Regions from separate parts of the Homo sapiens genome. Here region 1 is linked to region 2. The links are chromatin loops, found by intact Hi-C in ENCODE. Cell type or tissue: heart left ventricle. All regions are shown on one strand. Links, peaks and the distances in the headings refer to the core of each region. The heading gives the core; the rest is flanking DNA.

Evidence for each region. A loop is a pair of places that touch in the nucleus more often than their neighbours do. Peaks named below come from ENCODE experiments on the same cell type or tissue, not always from the same donor. Only the 100,000 strongest peaks of a DNase experiment are listed, where the experiment ranks them.
Region 1: a loop joins it to region 2, with 2.6 times the contacts of the local background. A loop is called at or near these places in 24 of 110 quality-filtered maps.

The regions. Positions count from the first base shown.
Region 1 is chr7:135,186,107-135,189,000 of GRCh38, forward strand. It overlaps WDR91 (WD repeat domain 91), which reads right to left. Exons shown (of 15, transcript NM_014149.4): 13 at 2,327-2,439; 14 at 866-1,063; 15 at 1-209. The coding sequence ends at 45. Among named protein-coding and RNA genes, the nearest start is that of CYREN, 17 kb to the left of the region's middle. RefSeq lists enhancers at 948-997, 2,379-2,598, 2,639-2,768. In heart left ventricle, for the core only: no CTCF peak of the experiment used is centred there; a DNase peak (open chromatin) is centred at 965.
Region 2 is chr7:134,673,403-134,676,321 of GRCh38, forward strand. The region is part of intron 2 of BPGM (bisphosphoglycerate mutase); the gene reads left to right. The region is part of intron 1 of LOC124901750 (a long non-coding RNA gene); the gene reads right to left. Among named protein-coding and RNA genes, the nearest start is that of BPGM, 28 kb to the left of the region's middle. In heart left ventricle, for the core only: no CTCF peak of the experiment used is centred there; no DNase peak of the experiment used is centred there.

The DNA.
Region 1 (2,894 bases), core at 1-2,500, 510 kb after region 2:
CCGCAGATAATACTGCTTCCTCGGGTGGCCCTTGGGGCAAGTCATCAGGCTTTATGGGCCAGGAGGGTGGTCAGCTTGATCTTGCCATCCATGGAGGCGGTGAGGCAGGTCCCACAGTCCATGGCAGTGCTCCAGTCCACGGTGACCACAGGGGCTCGGTGGCCACCTAGGCTCAAGCAGCTCTCCAGAACCTTCTCATCGCCACCCAGCTGCAAGAGGACAGGAAAGAGGAGGAGGTGTCAGCAAACACCAGTTACACACACTTGATCCACTTTCAGTGGCCTACCTGAGGATGTGCCTGAGGCCAGACACACATGCCCACCTTTCCAGAAAGTCTGTTTAACTTTTTGAACCAGGAAATGCTTGCACTTTCCCAACTACAGCTGGTCCATCTGAAGTGGAAAACAAGTCCCTGAGCGGCTCCTTAAAAAAAGGCATTTTCTCAGCTGCCTTGAACTTGCTGTGGGCTGGTGCCTCTTGCACGCACACTGGTTGTTCTCACTACAGCATCACTTCTCACTACCTGGCAGGTGCTCATGAATCTGCTTATTTGTTGAAGGTTCATGTCCCATACTGGGGAATGCAAGCTGCAGGAGAGCAGGGCCTCGGGCAGCTCTCTCCTGCCGGGGGGCCAGCCTGCCACACCCAGAACAGTGCTGGCCACAGGGGAGCCTTCAGTTAGTGCAGAAACATGGCTCTCCTCTGAACCCCAGCACTAGCTAGCCAGCGATCCTTTGTCAAAGGCATCTCCACAGCCATGCAGCTCGGGGTAGAGGGCCTCGCTCAGTAGCCATGGCCCAGACCTCCAGGGAGGAACCCCTGCCCACCACAATACCACTACCTCCCACCCCCAACCATCAGTTACCTTGTAGATGACGCCGCCTGTGGCAGAACATGTCAGCATGTAATTTCCCTCCGAGTCAAAAGCGAAGAGTCGGCCCCTGGGGACTTGAACCTGCTTGTAGCCGCTGTATCCAGACAGCACAAAGGGGCCCGTGGCATCTGAGGGGAGGCTGTACTCGGATACCTTGAGGCCACTCTTGTGGATGTTCCACTGGATGAACTGCAGTCACAGGGCACAAGCAGGGTGCTCGCAGCGGAGCTGGCCAATGCAGGCCTCAAGGAAGAGCCAGGACCCACCCCACAGCAGAGGCTGGCGAGGGCGACCCGCCTCCCCCAGCCACAGTGCTGACATCCTTGAAAAGCCTTTCAAGTGCCAGAGGCAGAAAAGTGGGTGAGAGGTCTACAGGTCCTATCTCTGGTCAACATGATTTAAGCATTTTTTAGGGAAGAAAATCTAGAAAAAGAGGCAGCAACCTCACATTAAAGTCCAACCCTTCTCTTTCTCTCTGGCCTGACCCTAGGAGAGGAAAAGGGACAGCAAGTGGCTTTGCCTGGATTCCTGGTCTCTCAAGCAGGAGGAATGCTTCAAGTGACATATTATTATTATTATTATCAGAGTTAGACCCCAACTAGATTTTTCTATCCTAGGAACAAGGTACAGAGGACAAAGTCCACATATATTTCCAGTGTTTCAGGCATATAATCAATTGAACACTGGGCGATGCCATTATAAACTCAGCTTCTTATCATAGCAGACATCATCCCTTAGCCTACCCTACGGACAGGATACTTGGCTGTGACCACCTCTTCACTGAGCATCCCACATAACAAGGAAGTCGAGCTTTAATGTAAAAGTCCCTTCCCAAACTTTTCAAATGAAGAATTTATTTTGTAGTTACTCCTTTCAAGGGATAAAAAGATAGACAGTGTCCAATCCCAAAAGTCCAGGCAGGCACACATGGAAAGGGCATCCTTCTCCCATCTCTGCCCCTGCCAGCTCCCCCTCTGAGGCAGTCACTATTCCTAGTTCCTAACCCTCCACAGAGGGAATCTACCAGGGGCATGTACTTTTCCTTTTTTTCTGGCTTCTTGTTTACATCTCTGGGCTCTGCTGGGGTCTGTACACATCTAAGAAGCTGTACCCAGCCACTCAGCAAACTACACATCCATGAGTGGTCCTGGGACCACTCACTACCAAGCCCAGCAAAGCAAACTCAGCCCTAAATCCAGACCCCACAGATACATCTATGGTAAGATGAGTAATTTTTGGTACTTCCTTTCATAAGGATAGCCAACTCCCACTGAATTCACTAAAACCTCGCAAAGATTGTAAGACGAATTACTAGTTTATCCCTATTCTACAGATAACAAAGCTGCAAAAAGAGGCCCCAGGTTGCAGAGCTAGTAACAGGTATGGCCACAACCTGCAGCCGGCCCACATGTCATCCCGGTGCTCTCTTATCTGAATCCTGCAGCCGCCTACCTTCCCGTCCTCGCCGATGCTGTACACGGTGTTCTCATCATAGCTGAACTCCACAGAGTAGACCTCCCCGTAGTGGGCCCTCCAGCTCATCGCGCACTCATGCTGCTGCATGTCTGAGGCAATGAGACACGGCCACTCACATCCTGGCCAGGGCTCTGCAGAAGGAATCTGCCTGCAGCAGGAGGCCCCCTCACCCTCTACTCAGGCTGACAGCTGTTCTGGAAGCCAAGGGCAGGCACCCAGGACCCAATGAGCGCCATAAAGCTGCCCCTGCCCAAGAGGTCAGGCTGCTTCTAAGCCTCAGAGGCAGCTTCTTTCACCAGGTCAGAAGTGAGGCTCAGGAGTCCCTGGGGGGAGCTCACCTGGGGAGCCCTAAGTCTAGGAAGACACCTGAGAAACTCCCCTCTGTAACTTCCCCATGTGCCCTGGGAATCCCCTAAAGATACAGTTGCCTTGCCCCAGCCCAGGCTCTGGGGATGTCTCCTGGGGACAGAGCCCAACCTGGGGATTTCTACACAGCATGCCAGGTGATTCTGATGTATGCCTCTGGTTAAGGAGCACTGTTCTG
Region 2 (2,919 bases), core at 175-2,674:
CTTTGTTTATTTGGCTCTTTAATTTGGTCCCACACAAAAGGGACCAAACTTGAGAGTGCTGCTATTAAACAGGGGACCTGTTGGATCCGGTTAGATCTGAGGCCATGGTCAAACAAGTGAATCCCATGTATACCCAAGCCCCTTGCTGAAGACCTGGAACTCGTTTCTAAAGTCACAGACAACAACCCCTAAACATGGCCCATCATAATCGCAGTGTGTTAGCTGGGGATCAGACAAACTTATTCATTCCCTTTACCAGTCGTGGGAACACTGGATGGCATCAGCAGATGTCCATTTAGGACCCAGCCTTTCACGAGGGCAGAGCATTCATATAAACATTCTTCTCTCTCCTCCTCAGTAGTCGTGGAAATAACCATGGATAAGTCACCTGACCAGGGTTTAAATCCTGGGGATTTGGTAGTTTAAAAAGGTCCATTTTTACTGCCTTAATAGTCCTGTGAGTAGAGCAGGTTTTTATTTAACCACTCTGGATCTGTTTCCTTTTTTTTTTTTTTTTTTTTTTAAATTGAGACAGAGTCTTGCTGTGTCACCCAGGCTGGAGTGCAATGGCACAATCTCGGTTCACTGCAACCTCCACCTCCCAGGATCAAGCAATTCTCCTGCCTCAGCCTCCCAAGTAGCTGGGATTACAGGCGTCCACCACCACGCCTGGCTAATTTTTGTATTTTTAGTAGAGACAGGGTTTCACCATGTTGCCCAGGCTGGTCTTGAACTCCTGACCTCAAGTGATCCACCCACCTCAGCCTCCCAAAGTGCTGAGATTAGAGGCATGAGCCACTGCGCCCAGCCCTGTTTACTATTTTTTAACATCTTTATTGCGTTATAATTCACATACTATGCAATTCGCCATTTAAAGTATACAATTAAATGGCTTTTAGTGTATTCACAAAATTGTAAATCCATTACCACAATCAATGTTGGAACATTTTCACTACCCTAAAAAGAAACCCAGTGCCCCTTAGCTGTTATCACCCCCCCAGTTCCTCCCCTATTCCACCCAGCCCTGGGCAACAACTAATCTACTTTGTGTCACTATAGATTCACCTGTTGTGGACATTTCATGTAAATGGACTTATGCAGTAAGTGGTCCTTTGTGACTGGCTTCTTTTATTTAGTAGCATCATGCTTTCAAGATTCATCCAAGAACCTTGTTGTGGTTTGGTTCAGTACTTCATTCCTTTTCATTGCCAAATAATATTCTATTGTATGGATATACCACATTTAATTTATCTGTTCATTAGTTAATGGACATTTGTGTTGTGTTCACTTTTTGACTATTATGAGTAATGCTGCTATGAAGGTTTGTGTACAAGTTTTGTATAGACTCATATTTCACTTCTCTTGGGTATATGCTTAGTAGTGGAATTGCTGGGTCATATGGTAGATCTGTGTTTAACAAAAGGAATTGCCAGACTGTTTTCGAAAGAGGCTATAGCCTTTTGCATACCTGATTTTACAGTGTATTATGATTCCAGTTTCTCCACATCCTTATTCACACTTGTTTATAATCTGACTTTTTATTGTTGCCATCCTAGAGGGTACAAAGTAGTATCTCATTGTGGTTTTGATTTGCATTTCCTTGATAGCTAGTAATATTAAGCCTATTTTTATGTACTTATTGACCTTTTGTATATCTTTGGAGAAATGGCTGTTTAAACCTTTTGCCCATTTTTAAATTTGATCATTTGTCTTTTTATTATTGGAGACAGTTCTTATATCTGATAAGGAACTTGTATCTAGACTATATATGATATACAAATTTTTCTCCCATTCTCTGGGTTGCCTTTTTATGTTCTTAATAGTGTCCTTTGAAGCACAAACATTTTTAATTTTTATATACCCAGTTTATTTTTTTCTTGTGTATGCTTTTGGTGTCATATCTGAGAAACCATTAATTAACTCAAGGTGATGAAGACTTTACTCCTATGGCTTTTTTTCTAAAAATTTTTACAATTTTAGCTCTTGACTCTAAGTCTTTGATTCATTTTGAGTTAATTTTTATATAAAGTATGAGTCAGGGGTCCAACTTCATTCTTTCACATATGGATATACAGTTATCCCAGTACTATTTGTTGAAAAGATTATTGTTTCTGCATTTCATTGTCTTGGCACACTTGTTGGAAATCAATTGATAAAAAATATGAGGGTTTATTTTGGGTTCCCAATTCTATTTCATTGATCTGTGTGTATCTTGATTACTATAGCTTTGTAGTAAGTTTTGAAATCAGGAACTATGAGTCCCTTGGTTTATTTCTTCTTTTTCAAGATTGTTTTGGCTATTCTGAGTACCTTAGATTTCCATATGAACTTTAAGATCAGTTTGTCAATTTATACAAAAAAGTCCATTGAGATTTTTGATAGGATTGTATTGAATCTGTATGTTAATTTAGGAAATATTGCCCTCTTAACAGTGTTATGTCTTCTAATCCATAAATACATATTTAGGTTTTCTTTCATTTGAACACTGTGTTGTAGTAGTCAGAGTATAGTTTTGTACTTCTTAGGTTAAATTTATTTTTAGCATTTTATTCTTTTTGATGTTATTATAAATAGAATTGTTTGCTTAATCTTTCATGTTGCTTATTGCTACTGTATTAAAAACCCAATTTCCTTTTCTGTATTGTTCTTATATCTGCAGCCTTGCTGAGTTTATTAGTTCTAACAGGTTTTTGGTGGGATCATACCATCTGCAAATAGAGATAGTTTTACTTCTTCCTTTCCAATCTGGGTGCCTTTTATTTCATTGTCTTGCCTAGTTGCCCTAGCTAGGATCTTAAATACAATGTTGAATAGAAGTAGAATGTTCAGTCATTCTACAATAAAGTCCTAGGTTCAAGAACTTAAGATTAATAGTTGGTGACACTGCAAAGGCACACATCTATGAGTGGTGAATCCAAG